Regions from separate parts of the Mus musculus genome. Here region 2 is linked to region 1. The links are chromatin loops, found by intact Hi-C in ENCODE. Cell type or tissue: heart. All regions are shown on one strand.

Region 1 (8,000 bases):
ATGTGACTCTTCCAGGTCCCGCCTCTGCCCTCCCAGAGAGGAGGCTAAAAAGCCCAGCCGCTGGTCGGTGGGCAGCCTGGCCAGTATGTCCCTAAAATGGAGTGCGTGTTGGGTCGCGCTGGGCCAGCTGCTGTGCAGCTGCGCGCTGGCTCTGAAGGGCGGGATGCTGTTCCCGAAGGAGAGCCCGTCGCGGGAGCTCAAGGCGCTGGACGGACTGTGGCACTTCCGCGCCGACCTCTCGAACAACCGGCTGCAGGGTTTCGAGCAGCAATGGTACCGGCAGCCGCTACGGGAGGTGCGCGCTCCCTGGGACCCGGGGTCTGGAAGCTTCCAGAAGTCAGGGGATGGGCGGAGGGATGCCTGTACCTGGAGATCCCCTTGTGCTCACCTAGAGGAGGTTAATATGGGTTTGCAGGCTGGGGAGGGGAGCGACCAGAGCAGGAAGTGGGACCTGGCATGCTGAGAACCGCATGGTTTCTGCTAGGCAGGCGCTGCCCCAGGCAATGGATTTTTTTGTTTTTGTTTTTTTAAAGCTTTTAATTTTACTTCATAGTGCTGGGACTTGAACCCAGGGCCCTGTGTGTGCTTGTCACTACTGAGCCTTTTGTTTATGTTTTGAGGCTGTGTCTCCTTCGATAACCTAGGCTGGCCTGGATGTCCGGGTGAATCTCTTGCTCCCACTTTAACTTTCCTGAGTGTTGTAGATGTTTGTGCACACGCCTCCTGCATCCCGGTGCACATACCTCCCATGCTCTTTCCCATCTTGTGAAAAGTAGAATCCTAGGAGATGCTACCCACTACAGAGATTTGGGGGCGGGGGTAGAGGAGGGGGGAGCAAATGTGACTTTGCACAGAGCTAGCAGAGGACCCTCATCCCTGCTCTCCTTTCCTACCTAGGTAGGGTTGGCGCAGAAGCAGGCTGAAGCAAACCTGTGTGCTCACAGTCTCCTCCTCTCTCAGATTCATTCATTCATCCTACCTCGTTTCCTATTGGGCTCTCTCCTCTTCCTCTCTTCTCTCTCTTTGTTTAAAATGTGTACCCATTATTTATGTGGGGTGGGGGGGCGCCACCCGTGTGCTACACAGTACATGTGGAGGTTGGAAGATAACTTGCTGGAGTCTGGTCTCACCTAGGTCACCAGGGATGTAACTAAGGTCATCAGGCTTAGTGGCTAGTGCCTTTAACCCACCAAGTCATCTCACCAGCTCTGTGTGTGTGTGTTTGAGACAGCGACTCACATTAACCTCCGACTCATAGCCATGTGGCTCCCTTAGCCTCCCAGGTTGCTAGAGTTACAAGTGATGAACCACCACACCTGGCTTAGACTCTCAGTTTTCAACTGCACTGCCCAGCATTCAGCAAAAGAGGAAGTAAGGAGAGGACATTGCCACCACAGGCCTTCTCTGTTTCCTTGGGGGCCCCTGTTCCCTGCTGTTGGCCTTCTTCCTTGTAGCAATGGTCACCTGCCTTTTATGTCAGGGTCTGGTCTTTCCTGTTTTAGACTGGCCTGTGGCTCTTTCCATGGAAATCTTGGCTCTGGTACTATCTGCCCTGAGAAAGAACTTGGTTTGAACAGTCTTTTTCCATCAACTGTCCTGCAGAGTTCACTTGTGGATGCAGCCAGTATTTTACAGAGTCTCTCCCCTGTGTCCCCTATGGTTCTCTAGGGTGCTGGGGGCGCAGTCGTGAAGAATAGACCCAATCCTTCTCTTTAGCCAGAGTCTCCTGTATCCTCAGGTCAGCCTCAGATATACTATGAAGCAGAGGATAGCCAGGGAATGACCCTGAACGTCCATCTTCCTGGCTGCACCTCTCATCTGCTAGGATTACTGGTGCGCTCCGCCATGATTGGCTTATACAATGCTGGAGTCGGAACACAGGATTTCATCGGTGGTAGGCCAGGGCTTTACCAGCTGAGCCACATCCCCAGCACGTGACTCCACTTCTTCTTTCCCTAGTCGGGCCCAGTCTTGGACATGCCTGTCCCTTCTAGCTTCAATGACATCACCCAAGAAGCAGCCCTTCGGGACTTTATTGGCTGGGTGTGGTATGAACGGGAAGCAATCCTGCCACGGCGATGGACCCAAGATACCGACATGAGAGTGGTGTTGAGGATCAACAGTGCCCATTATTATGCAGTTGTGGTCAGTATAGGGAGAGGTTGGCTGGGGGCAAGGCAGTCTGGGCTGTCCAGAAGGGCTCTGTGTCATGGGTCAGAGAAGGGTTGCTTTGTGGGCTCCATTAGAACACCATTCTTCCATCTGATGGCGGGGGCCCTCTTCTGGAAGGGGGTACCCAAGACAGACAGCAGAGCCCTGTGGCCATTTACCCTCTGCTCATCTCTCCTTGTGTCTGCAGTGGGTGAATGGGATTCATGTGGTGGAACATGAGGGAGGTCACCTCCCCTTTGAGGCTGACATTAGCAAGCTGGTCCAGAGTGGGCCCCTGACCACCTGCCGGATCACGATTGCCATCAACAACACACTGACCCCTCATACCCTTCCGCCGGGGACCATCGTCTACAAGACTGACACCTCCATGTGAGCAGCATCCTCCCCCCCCCCCCTCCTGCCCAGCAGACTTCCCCATAGGGAGAATGGTTCTAGCTCTGGATCTGATGAGACCGGCGTCGCATGCTAGGAGGGAAAGTGATTGCTGGAAGTTCTCAGGCCAGCTAGAAGGTAGAACCAGTGCCTGAGGTTGTCTTCTGATCTGCACATGTGCACTGTGGTGTACACACACACACACACACACACACACACACACACACACACAGAGGAGGCGGATTTAAAAAGCCACACAGATAATGGACCTTTGTTTTCCCACCCTAGGTATCCCAAGGGTTACTTTGTCCAGGACACAAGCTTTGACTTCTTCAACTATGCGGGACTGCATCGATCTGTGGTCCTCTATACCACCCCTACCACTTACATCGATGATATCACTGTGATCACTAATGTGGAGCAAGACATCGGTGAGGAATCCCGGCGGGAGGCTCTGTGCTAGGCTGGGTCCATTTTTATCTCAATTCCCAAGAGGAAAAAAAATCCCTAAGGAGAAAAAGGCTTCAAGCATCTTTTAGCCCTCCCCTGCCTCATTATCCTCAGAAGATAAGACTCAGACTGCCCAAGCTGACACCTTTCTGGTGGGTCTTCCTTTGCAAGGAAGTGAGGACCAATGACAGGTGGGGTCTTGTCTAAAGTGACATCACTCAAAACATTGGGTCACTTCCTTCCTCCTTGTAACTCCTAATCTCTGCACAGTAAGATTTAAAAAAAACTAAATAAATAAAAGGACAAGCAGTTGTTCGCTATTGTCTTGGGACCTAAGGGGACTTCTGGGACTGGTATGATATCTGTTTCTGTCCCACAGGGCTGGTGACCTACTGGATTTCTGTGCAGGGCAGTGAACATTTCCAGCTAGAAGTGCAACTTTTGGATGAGGGTGGCAAAGTCGTGGCCCATGGGACAGGGAACCAGGGTCAACTTCAGGTTCCCAGTGCCAACCTCTGGTGGCCTTACCTGATGCATGAGCATCCAGCCTACATGTACTCCTTGGAGGTAACGGTGATGTGGGACTGGGGCTAAGGAAGGTCCTTTGCTGCCACCTGGTGACAGCAGGCAACCAGGACAGGTGGCTAAATGGGTACTGTCTGAGATTTCCGGCTTTTTCAGTCACTTTGTGGGAGAGTCCAGCTGTGAATTGTGAAGGTCCTGAGATCATGTTCTGGTTAAAGACAGAGACTGTCATTTCTGCATCTCAAGTGCAGGCTTGTGGGATACGTAGGCACCAGGGGTGTTGGAGAATAAGATCAAACGAGCAGTCGCTGAGGTCAGCCGGGTCTCCCTAGTGAATTCCAAGACAGCCAGAGCTCCATAGTGAGACCCTGTCTCAAACAATCAGTGTGTCCCTCCAACCCCCACCTCCCAACAAAACAAATCCCAAAACCAGCCGAGCTGTGGTGGCACATACTTTTAATCCCAGAATTTGGGAGCCAAGGCAGGTGGATCTCTATAAGTTGGAGCCAGCCTTGTCTATGGAGTTCCAGAACATTTAGGGCTACACAGAGAAACCCTGTTTTGCAAACGAAACCAAACCAAACCAAAACATAACCAAAACCAAACAGCAGAGAGATGCCTGCCTGTAATTTTAGCACTTGGGAGGGACAGGCAGGAGAATCAGGAGTTCTAGGTCATCCTTAGCTACAAGTGAGGCCAGCCTGAGCTACATGAGCCTGTATTTAAAAAAAAAAAAAAAAAAAAACTCCAGTGGTGTGGGGTGAGGCCTTCCTGTTGGGTGACGCGCAGTCCACCTGGATGTTCTTGCCTGCCACATCGGCTCTCCTAGGTGAAGGTGACAACAACTGAGTCTGTGACTGACTACTACACCCTTCCTATCGGGATTCGAACAGTGGCTGTCACAAAGAGCAAGTTCCTCATAAACGGGAAGCCCTTCTATTTCCAAGGGGTCAATAAGCACGAGGATTCAGATGTGAGTAGGAGCTGTGGCATCAATGTGTGGCATGTTGGGAGTCATTGATATCTCCTTCCCCTACCTCTGTGCCCTGGGAAGATAGCATCGTGTGGTGCTGTTTGTGGTGAACCTACATAGGGTGGACGGGGTGAGTCCAGGGGCGGGGCTTTAGAAGAAAGTGCGAACTCTCCAGTCACAAGGGTAGAGGTCACGCAGCCCTGCTGTCTCCTAGATCCGAGGGAAAGGCTTCGACTGGCCGCTGCTGGTAAAGGATTTCAACCTGCTCCGTTGGCTCGGGGCAAATTCCTTTCGTACCAGCCACTATCCCTACTCAGAGGAGGTACTTCAGCTCTGTGACCGATACGGGATTGTGGTCATCGATGAGTGTCCCGGTGTGGGCATTGTGCTACCGTGAGTGCCCGCCCCCTCGCCGTCTACGATGCCCAGCGTCCCTACCTTGTCTTCGAGCCTTTGGTGACCTTTTCCTCTCTGCCTCCACAGTCAGAGTTTTGGCAACGAGTCACTTCGGCACCACCTAGAGGTGATGGAGGAGCTGGTTCGCCGGGACAAAAATCACCCTGCGGTTGTGATGTGGTCTGTGGCCAATGAGCCTTCCTCTGCTCTGAAACCCGCCGCATATTACTTTAAGTGAGTGCTCTTTCTTCCCTGGGCTTAGTTGGGCCTCTGGCCTTAGCACTTTGGCCTGGTTCAGCCTCTGTAGGCAGCCGGGACCATGGAAGTCAACCATAACCAGGTGGATAGGTGCTGTGATGTCAGTATCCCCTTCATCACTACTGGAGACCCAAATCAACCCACCAAAATTGTGGGTTTTCTACCCATTGACCCTCCTAATCATACTTGAGATGAAATCCCGAGTTTCCTTGGATTCACACAACTGTAGAGTTTTTGTTTGTTTGTTTTGTTTTGTTTTGTTCAAGACAGGGTTTCTCTGTGTAGCCCTGGCTGTCCTGGAACTAGCTCCATAGACCAGGCTGGCCTCGAACCCACAGAGATCCGCCTCCCTCTGCCTTCCTATGGCTCTGATGAAAGCCATGTGTTACGACCATCCGGCAGAACTTTGGATTTTCTGTAATTTTAGTAAATTTATTTTTGAGACAGGGGCTTGCTGGGTTTCCCTGGCTGGCCTCAAACTGGCACTGATCCCTTTGGTCCCAACTTCTGAGATTCTGGGATTACACGCATGATCTACCAAGTGGATTTTTTTTCTTTTTTGAGATTGATTTTTAATTTATTTCTGTGTGTGCCATGGCACACAGGTGGAGGTCAAAGGACAGCTTATGTCCTCTCCTTCTACCATGGAAGTCCCCAGGCTTGAACTCCGATCACTGGGCTTGGCACTAAGGGCTGGGTCACTTCTCCTGCTCCTCTATTTTTTTTCCAGACAAGATCTCAATCAAATAGCACAGGCTGGTCTCAAGTTTGCTAGGTAGCTAAGGCTGGCCTTGAATTCCTATTCCTCCTGTCTCTGCCTCCTACTCAGTGCTAGGATTGCAGTGTGCTCTCTCACACCTGACATTCATTCATTCATGCATTCATGCATTCATGCATGCATGCATTCATTCATTCATTCATTCATTCTAGATGGAAACACATGCTAAAACTATAGGAAACCACTTTGTGATTCTTTGATTGATTTAATTTATTTATTTAATGAATGTGAGTACACTGTAGCTTTCTTCAGACACACCCAAAGAGGGCACTGGACTCTGTTACAGATGGTCGTCAGCCATCACCTACTTGCTGGGAATTGAACTCAGAACCTTTAGGAAGAGCAGTCAGTGCTCTTAAGCGCTGAGCCATCTCTCCAGCCCCAGTGGGAACTAATGAGACAAAATGTTTTAAATGTATTTTCTGGTGCTGGGGATCCAGTTCAGGGCCTTGCCTGTGCATGCTAGGCCAGTGCTCTCCCATCGAGCTCCATCTTCAGCCACAGTCCTTCATCTGCCATGAGACTGTCACAGCCTTCTGGATGAATTATACTGCTTGTCACATAGAGGCAACCGAAGCTTCTTAATCGGCCGTTTTCAGCCTTCCTAACGCTGCGGCCCTTTAATACAGTTCCTCATGCTGTGGTGACCCCTCCCCCCGCCCCCCAACCATGAAAGTATTTTTTGGTGCTACATCGTACCTGGAATTTTGCTGTTACGAATCCTAACGTAAATATTTTTGGAGATAGAGGTTTGCCAAAGGAGTCTCCACCCGCAGGTTGAGAACTCCTTGTTCTCCATGCTGTAGCTGCATCCCGACTCCACGAAGTAGTATTTTGAGCTCCCAGACTTTTTGAGGAGGTGGTAAGGAAGATGCATTCATTCAGGGACATCAAGAATAAAGCCAGGACTGGGTAGGCTGGAGTACCCCAGAGTGGCTTTTGCTAATTTGGAGCTGTTTTGAGAGGGCGGGGCTCAGGTCTTATGTCCAAGGCAATACACAGCCTTCATATAAGAAGAGTAACGATCAAAAAGATGTAAAAGAAAAAAAATAGTCTCCAATAGTGATCTGTGCTTCGTAGGTCCCAGGAACCAAACTCTAGCCCTAGACTAGCCATTCTATTGGGTCCTCTCCTCTCCATTCCTCCTGGCTCAATTGTTAATTCAATTCAACACTAATGCCTTTCCTTCAAGAGGCTTCCCTGACTCTTAATTTAAATCATGCACCTCCACCCACAGCCTTACAGGGAGCCACACCCCCTCTTATTGCTGCCACCACCTCTGCCATTTTGGTTTGTATTCATCTCTGCTCTCATGGCTCCGGACAGCCACAGTGTTAGCAGTGAGCTACCACTGATGGGGAAGACGGGAAGGAAAGGGAAAGAGACAGGTGTCTAAGAGCCCTTCCCAGATTGACGACGAGCCTGTCTTCTGCCTTTCATGGACAGGACGCTGATCACCCACACCAAAGCCCTGGACCTCACCCGTCCCGTGACCTTTGTGAGCAACGCCAAATATGATGCAGACCTGGGGGTGAGCCTGGAGTGGGGGGGGGGTGGTCTCCACACTCCACGCCTCTGCTTGGTCTTTAGGCTTGTGCTTACTACCAGCTAAGCAGCAGTGGCCAGTCCAGCCGTTTCACGAGTGGGCTTCTGGGTTAAAGGGACTAACTTCCTGCTAACTCACACGGCGTAGGCAATGTGGCTTCTAACCCCAAGAAGGCTGGGCTGGATCCGGGACAATGTACTTGTTTAACCCTGACAAGAGAAAAGGCCTGGTAGTCAAGAGTACTTGTTGTTCTTACAGAGGGCCAGAGTACGGTTCCCAGTCCCCACATGATGGTGACTCAGCCATCTGTCCCGGGGGACCTGCCACCTCCTCATGCACATATAAAAGGGGAAACAGCCATTTATTAATTTTCTAAAATTAGTTTAAAATAATAGTTAAAATAGTTAACTAAATAGTTAACTAGTTAAAAAATAATAAGTTAAAATGACAAGAGCCAGCCAGGCGTGGTGGCACACGCCTTTAATTCCAGCACCCGGGAGGCAGAGACAGGCATATTTCTGAGTTCAAGG
Region 2 (8,000 bases), 850 kb before region 1:
CTTCTCTATCCAGCCAACAGTTATTGAGTATTGTGGCTGATTCCACATCTCGGTTATTGTGAATTGCAGGACAAACTCCTCTCTAAGGTAGATCATAGAGACAGTTCTAGAATATCTCAGAGAATTTGGTGTCCTGAGGAGGCCAGGGAACATTAAATAGCCAAGCTTGTACTTGGATCACAGGTGTGGAACCTTCATGACTGAGTTCACACATCTCACACACCCACACACCATACTGCACCATGTGACTGAGCTCTCTGGTTACTTTAAGAGTGGTTTTACAACGTGAGGCAGAATATATGCATATATATGCATACCTGTGTATATATGTGTATATACGTATATATACATGAATATACATGGCAGATGGCACTTGGCTCCTGTGAGAGAGCTGTAAAAAGAGAAAGACTCAAGGGGTGGGGACATCATCTTTGAAACTCCTCACAGAAGCTAGAGGGGCTGTGATCTAATGTGGCCCATGGATAACAGCAACTGCCTGGGATTCTGTAAAATAAAATAATATATATATATATATATATATATATATATATATACACACACAGATACAGACACAGACACACACACACACTTATACACACACACACACACATATTGGTTGGTTGATCTGTTTGTTTTTGAGACAAAGTCTCACCCTGTGGCCCAGACTAAAACTGGTGATCCTCCTGCCTCAGTCTTCTAAGTGCTGACTTTACAGAAGTGCACCATCATGTTCAGCTTTTCTTTTCTTCCTTCTTTTCTTCTGTCTCCTCTCTTCTCTTCCCCTTCTGTCTGTCTGTCTGTCTGTCTCTCTCTCTCTCTCTCTCTCTCTCTCTCCTTTCAGTCTGTGTGTGTGTCTGTCTGCCTGTCCACCTGTCTATGAGTAGCTGGAATGATGGATGTGTATCACAAAGCTGGTGTGTCTTGCCTCCAACATACCCTCTTGCCTTTTCACCTTAGCCAAGGGTTGAAGCAGCATGGGATGAATGGGATTAGCCCGAGAGAAATAAAGATTTTCTCTTCTCTTCTCCTCTCTTTCTCTTCTCTTCTCTTCTTTTCTCTTCTCTTCTCTTCTCCCCTCCCCTCCCCTCCCCTCTCCTCTTCTCTTCTTTTTTTCCTTTTTGAGACAAGGTCTCTCTGTGTAGGTCTGGCTGTCCTGGAACTCACTCTGTAGATCAGGCTGGCCTTGAACTCACAGATTCACCTGCCTCTGCCTCCTGAGTGCTGCACTACCACCTGGCTAAGAGAGACTTGTTTGTCAGTCTGTTAGACTATTGAGACAATGGACCCTCATCCCCTCAAGTTAGAATTTCCCCAGGTATCTCACACTGGAAGAAGGAAGAGGGACCAGCCGAAGGAGAATGTCTCCTGGAAAAAGATTTCTCAGTTCTACCTTGTCAGCTCACCTTACAGAATGAGACTAAAACCCAAGGTCACTGGAAGACAAGAAGACTACACTTTGGCCAGAACAACTTGGGTATGCATGTCCCGGCCCTTGACTGAAGCTTTGATCCTGCTTCAGAGGCCCAGAGATGGGTTTTGGAGTGTGTGGGGTGTGTCATCAGATTGACGTGTCCACATTGAAGAAATCCCTCCTTTCTGCTTTCTACCATTAAGTGTGGCTCTTTCAACCAGCTTACTGAGGTGGAGTTGCTGAACCTGGATTGGGACACAGGCTGTGATCCTTACGTTCAACATCAACCACTCAGTCCTGGCCACAAACACCACCTCATCATAGACTCCCCAGCTTCCAGAACCAGGTATCAGACATGTCTCTTTCCATCAGACATGTCCCTGTCTGTGACAGTGACAGAGCATGACAAGATTAGGACTAAGAGCAGTTCCTAATGACATCAAATATCCCTCAAACATCCCCAGACATCTCTCTCCCATCAGTCTTCGATGACTGAAGGTGCAATTACTAAGAATCTAGGAGGAAGGGCTGCCCACACCCATTAGAAAAGAACAACTGAGAAACTAAGTCTCAGGCAATGGCTGAGTCGGAGCTGGGTGGGCCACATGTGACTCAGGCAGACCTGACACATTCTGTTCTGTGTTTTCTGAGTGAGATCTGTGGGTGTGTCGTGGAGTGGGCGACTTCTGTTTGAGTCAGAAAAGCTCTCTCCTGATTTCCTCCAGGTCTGCGTCAGATCTCCTGGCGGGACCATTCCGCCTTAAAGGTACTCTAGGGTTTGCATGTGGGTGGGGGTGGGCAACACAAATGGAACAGGGTCCAATAAACAGGAAGTGATTGTGTTTCAAGGTTGGATTCAGAGCACCGCATGCATCTCTCTAGCTGGCTTCCTTGCAATTCCAGCACTGGGGACCACTGACTCCCTCCCCCAATATGTGACATTTCAATATTGGGCACAGGAGAACAGTGACTGAAGAGGACCAAAACTAGAGATTAAGATAGGCTAAGGCCAGGCTCTCAGGACAGAACAGGTAAAATCTGGCTCGCTATGCTCACAGAGGTTTGAGGAAAGAGCGGTACGTGAGCAGGTGCTGTGGAGGGGTCTCATTAGGTAGATGCATGACAATCATTGTCCCACTCCCAGGACCCTCACGGAGGAAAGGCAGAACAGAACCTAAAAAGTTGACCTTCACTCAAACACACACGTGTAATATTAAGTAAGCAAATAAATGAATAAATAAATAAATAAATAAAATGTGACTTTTTTTTCCACAAAAGAAAAAATACATAAGGCAGTGTGAAGGTCAGGATGTGTCAGAGATGAAGGCTCTGTAATTAGTAAACTCTGACACCAGAAGGCAAGTCACATTCACTTACAGTGCTCCAGTCTAGGTTAACCAAAGATTATCCACTCTCTGCTTTGGGCTGAAAACTGGTTAAAGACAAGCGCGCCCCGCCCACTCCCCCGCACCCCCCACCCGAAAATCTGATTGGCTTTCAGTGTTGTGTCTTTACTTAATAAGTGCATTAGATAAAAGCTCTGCTAATGAAATGCAACAGGAAGCAGTGAGATCCTGGAATCAGTCCCGGAGACCATGATTTTTGAAGTCTCTCAAGCATTTCCAGCTGTGAACTTGGCTACAAGCAGCCCCCTGACTCAGAACAGGTGGATAGATTCCGCAATGACAGCTCTCTGCCACCAGAGGGCTCTCGGCACGCGGCGTAAGAATCCATGGGAGCTACCGGCAGGGGGCGCTCGCTGCCCGCAGCAAGTTTCACAAGCAGGCCAGAAAGACTAGTTGTGTAACCCTCAGACACTTTCTAACTTTATGTTTCATCTGAAGAAAAAGAAAAAAATCTGGTTTCAGGACCATGTTTTTCTGAGTCCTAGGAGAGAGAGCTTTGGATGAAGGTCACTTTGGAAGTAAAGGGAATGAAAGGAAGAAAAGAAAAGGGAAGTGAACAGGAAGTGGGAATTCACGCCAGTCACCCCCAGTTACCCCAGGTACGCTAAATCTCGAGACTGGTGATTCTAAGTTAAAGGCTAGCTGCAACAACTAATGTCCCCCGAGTATGGGGCTGAGGATGTGGCTCAGCCATAACGGGCTTGCCTAATATGACCAAAAGGCCCTGAGTTCATTCAATTCTCTACTTCCACCAAATAAAACAGAAACCCGATAAAAGGAGACAGAAGATGTATCCACCAAAAATCCAACCCTGGGCTAGGAGTGGTGGTGTTCACCTGTCATCAGGGTACTTGGGAGCTTGAGGCAGAGGACATGGTGAGTTCAAGGCCAGCCTGGGATACATAGAAAGATCCTGTTTCAAACAATAACATTCTAATCCTGGCATCACGAAAATGCAATGGTGAATCTAGACGTTTCTCTTTAATGCTAGCTGTTGTGGCATTTCTGTGTGCTGTCCCCATCCTGAGAGCCCCACCCCCCTTGTTTTTTGTTTTTGTGTTTTCTCAGCGCCTCCTCCCTCAGTGCTGCACAACTGGAGCACCCAGATTCAGTCGATGGGAGAAGAGCCCCCTTTGCAGTCTGTCCTGCCATAGCATCCCTGGCCTCAGTTTCCACATCTAAAAATTAAATTAAATAAAAAATGAAATCTACTGATTTCTAATGTCGTTTTTACCCTCCTGCCATTTCAAAGAGTCAGGGTTCTAACCTTCCCCCAGTTATCAGCAGTGCCAGGGGAATTTTAAAATATTATGGCCTCGACACTCCCCCGCCCCCTCCCTGCAGGACGATGGTAATTGGTCTGCAGCGGAAGGGATCCTGCAAAGATTTTTTAAAAGCTCCCTGGGTGACTCTAATGTGCTGCTGAGTTCAGAACCTCTGGCATCTAATTCCCCTGCTGGGAACTCTGCAGACTGGCGAGTCCCCGTCCAAAGCATCTCCCGCAGGAAAACCAGGCTGAGCGGGAAAACAGGAGCAGAGTCTTTGGAGGCCTGGGAGTTGGGGGGGTGGGGGGTGTCTCATGAAACTTGTAAGCTTGGTAGGACTTTCTGACGCCCAGGCAGGACAATGTGACAGTGCTTCTCTCAGAGTGGGAAGAGAAACTGCCTTTCTCTCTTCGCCCGAGCTCCTCCCTTCTGCTTCCTGTCTTGTTTCCCCTTCCCTCCCCACCCCCCACCCCCACCCCCCGCCCTAACCTTCACACACCAACTGGGTCCCAGCTTCAGGTGTTTGCAATGGCTTTCTGGATTCGCTGGGTATATAGGCTTTCCGTCTTTCTTTCCCCACCCCGAAACCATTTTTGGCTAATGTATATTAGTTGTGTAGTGGGGAGCATTGTATGGCTTCAGACATTTCTTTTTAAACCCGGTTTATTCATGCTCTATGGCACAGGTATGGAGGTCTGAGAACAGCTTGCAGAAGTTGATTCTGTCTTTCCATCCTGTGGCTCCCAGGGTTCAAAATCAGGTTGTCCAAACAAGCCATTCTGCCCACAAAACCATCTTGTCAGCCTTTGCTTTATTTCTGAGACAGGGACTCACATAGCCCAGACTGGCCTCAAACTTGCTATGTAGTAGGCACTGGCCTTGAACCTCTGATCCTCCTGCTATACCGGCTAAGTGCTAGAGTTGCAGGAGAACACCTCCGGGCTTGCTCTGTGTGTGCTGGGGATGGAACCCAGGGTTTCTGCCGGCACTCTGCCTCATGAGCTGGAACCTACAACATTTACACTGAGACGTGGCTATAAATTGATCCCTGAGCCCATGTATGTGACCATCTTGTCATGAGGACACTTAAAAAAATCTTCCAGGCTCTGTCAGAACACTGCTGAGGGTCCCACACTCCTGAAAGGAAGTAAGGGCCCAGTGTGGCCAATTGACTCAACTGGAGGCATTTTTTTTGTCTTTTGTTATTCTGTTTTCTAGGGGTTGTTTTTTCTTTTTGTTTTGTTATTGTTGTTGTTTTTTTTTTTTTTTTTGCTTGTTTGTTTGTTTGTTTGTTTTTTCGAGACAGGGTTTCTCTGTGTAGTCCTGGCTGTCCTGGAACTCACTCTGTAGACCAGACTGTCCTTGAACTCAGAAATTCGCCTGCCTCTGCCTCCCAAGTGCTGGGATCAAAGGCGTGCGCCACCACCGCCAGGCTGGGATTGTTTTTTCTTAGTGAAGTGTGTGTGTGTGTGTGTGTGTGTGTTGTATAAACATCTGGGGAAGCAAATCAAAGCATCTTTAATTCAGAGAGTCAAGTGAGGAAAGTCCCCTCCAATCATAATTTATTTGACTTTCCACATCCCAGACAAGATCGAGTATGCTTTGTGTGGGCTAAGCCGAAACTCCTCTTGCCAATCTGTTGAAAAGGGACAGCTGACCTTGGAGTGTGTGGAAGTCAAAACAACCAACTTGCAGACATTGCTGAGGTCAAGGCTGCAAGATCGTCCAGAAATCACAGAGGTATCAGGGAGAAGGCCAAGGCACATGAGAGAAACTTCCTTTCGCTGTCCCTAGGCCCTGGGACTCACCTAGGACAATCCAGGTTGGCAATGAGTCTGCTCAACAACTGAATGAAGCTTACAGTTGTGTGTGTGCTGGGACACAGGACAGTGTGAAGGGGCTGTTGCCATGCTGTGTAGGCGTGGGAAGGGTTCAGAGGACTCAGACGATGGATACGAGGGCCATTAACAGGGAGTTGGGCTTTGTCTTGTCCGGGTCCTGTCCTTAGAGGTTGCTGAGACAGGTCCTTCCTATGTAGGTTAGAGGAGCTTAGAGTTCACTAAGAGCCTTAGTTGGTCCAAGCCCTCAGTCCTCCAGCCTCCCTCTGCAAATCATATACCTGCCCCTTGGGGTGAAGGGGTGATACCATGGCTGTGATCAGGGTTGTTAGGCCAGACAGCCCTAACGAGCCAGGCTTAGCCACTTACCGGGCCTCTTAAACAGACAAATAAGAATGAAATGCAGAAAAAAAGACATTTTCCAACATGGCCACACTGGGAAAAGGGACAGAGAGGCCCAGTGGCCTACCAAGTTCAAGGCCCTGACATGAAGTTTAGGTTTAAAAAGAAGGCAAGAGGCCTGAGGGGATAGCTTAATGGGGAAGTGAGTTGGCTACACAAGCATGGCCCTGAATTTGGATCCCTAGCACCCACTTAAAAAAGCTCGGCATGCTCATACCAGTGTCCATTGCTTATGAGGTTGTGGGGACAGACACAGGAGATGCTCTGGGGTTGCTAGTTACCAGTTTAGTTCTGGGTTCAGTGAAAGATGCTGTCCCAAGGGAGTGGTAAAACAGGACACTACTGTTCTCTGGCTTCCAAATATATGTACGGGCATGCCTGCACACACACACACACACACACACAGACACACACAGACATACTCAAAGTATGCATAGTTAAGCAGTCCTTAGTCAGCGGTGGTCCTGCCCATCACTGGCCCATCTTTGTTTCAGTTCCAATCTCTCCGGCAAGGTGGTCTGACAATTTTCAGAACTCTGTGGAATGTCTTCCTGGACACAAGCTCCCCCTTTGGCAGGCTTCCAGCATCAGCCTTTTCCTTCTCCAGCCTGAGAGTCCCAGGGAAATGGCAATGCCTTGGGGTCCATTGTTTTAATGGTCTGATAACCAGGGGGGTGGGGGGCACACATCTCTTTAGAACAGTTCCTGTCTTGCTTAGAGGCGTACACAGCTCCAGCCTCTGTCTGTCTGGATACACCTTGGTTAGTCCATGCACAGAGAGAGTGAATGCGGACAGCCTTAGAGTCCTTCCCCAAGGTCTCCTGGAACAAGCCCTGCTCACCCTTGGGGATGGCTTTGCTCTGATCTGCACGATCCAGCCTCCCATGGCTTCCAGATACCTTTGTGTGAACTGTTCAGGTGTCAGTAACAATCTATAGTAAGCATCTACAGAAGCCTGCAAGGGGGCGGGGAGGAGAGAAGATGCGGACAGTACAGAGCAGAGTCTAAGCATGAACTGCTGAGGCGGAGGATAGGACTTGGTTAGGAAAGTGCTCACCCAGCATCCGAGAAGCCCTGACTCCCAGCCCAGCACTGCATACACCAGGCCGGCGGCACACACTTATCATCAGGGCTGTGGGTGGGGAGCGGAGGGGTGGTTAGCAGGAGGATCACAAGTTATAGAGAATCCTTCAGGCTCCATAGAGAATTTGAGAACTACATGAGACCTTGCTCAAAACAAACAAGTCAGCATAACATTGGGAAGCATGACATGTGCTTATTAAGTCCAGGACTGGGGAGATGGGGGCAAGAGGAAATCCTTGGCTACATAGCAAGTTCAAGGCTAGCTATCCTTGGCTACACAAGGCCATATCTCCATAAGTAAAATAAATGAAATAAATAGACTCAAACTTTTCTGATTGGTCGTATTTCCCTGTAGTCGCTGCTCCCTGCCTTCCCTTTGCTTCCAGGTCTGCCATGATGTGATTCTTTCCATGTGCTATGGCTGCCATGATGCTCCACACAAACACATAGGGCCAGGCAAACAGAGATTGGCCCTTCTGAAACTACAAGTCAAAATGAAACTCCTCCCCCTTCCCTCCTGAAGTTGTCTCTGTCAGGTGTTTTTGGTCACACGGAGGCAAAAGTCACCAACACAAGGTCCTTCCCTCAGGCTCTT

Evidence for each region. Peaks named below come from ENCODE experiments on the same cell type or tissue, not always from the same donor. Only the 100,000 strongest peaks of a DNase experiment are listed, where the experiment ranks them.
Region 2: it touches region 1 in a loop (5-fold over the local background); 5 of 42 quality-filtered maps call a loop at or near these places.

The regions. Positions count from the first base shown.
Region 1 is chr5:129,994,902-130,002,901 of GRCm38, reverse strand. Gusb (glucuronidase, beta) reads left to right here. Exons shown (of 12, transcript NM_010368.2): 1 at 1-295; 2 at 1,960-2,145; 3 at 2,360-2,541; 4 at 2,833-2,975; 5 at 3,374-3,561; 6 at 4,349-4,492; 7 at 4,707-4,885; 8 at 4,976-5,122; 9 at 7,371-7,455. The coding sequence starts at 86. Among named protein-coding and RNA genes, the nearest start is that of Gusb, 4.1 kb to the left of the region's middle. In heart, a CTCF peak has its summit at 3,620 (motif pointing left); DNase peaks (open chromatin) are centred at 1, 1,411, 2,021, 3,591 and 1 weaker place; H3K4me3 peaks cover 1,271 bases; H3K27ac peaks cover 999 bases.
Region 2 is chr5:130,848,697-130,856,696 of GRCm38, reverse strand. It overlaps Gm40337 (a long non-coding RNA gene), which reads left to right and starts at 1,456. Exons shown (of 3, transcript XR_868569.1): 1 at 1,456-1,474; 2 at 1,615-1,757; 3 at 2,137-2,572. In heart, a CTCF peak has its summit at 3,123 (motif pointing right); a DNase peak (open chromatin) is centred at 3,126; H3K4me3 peaks cover 585 bases; H3K27ac peaks cover 947 bases.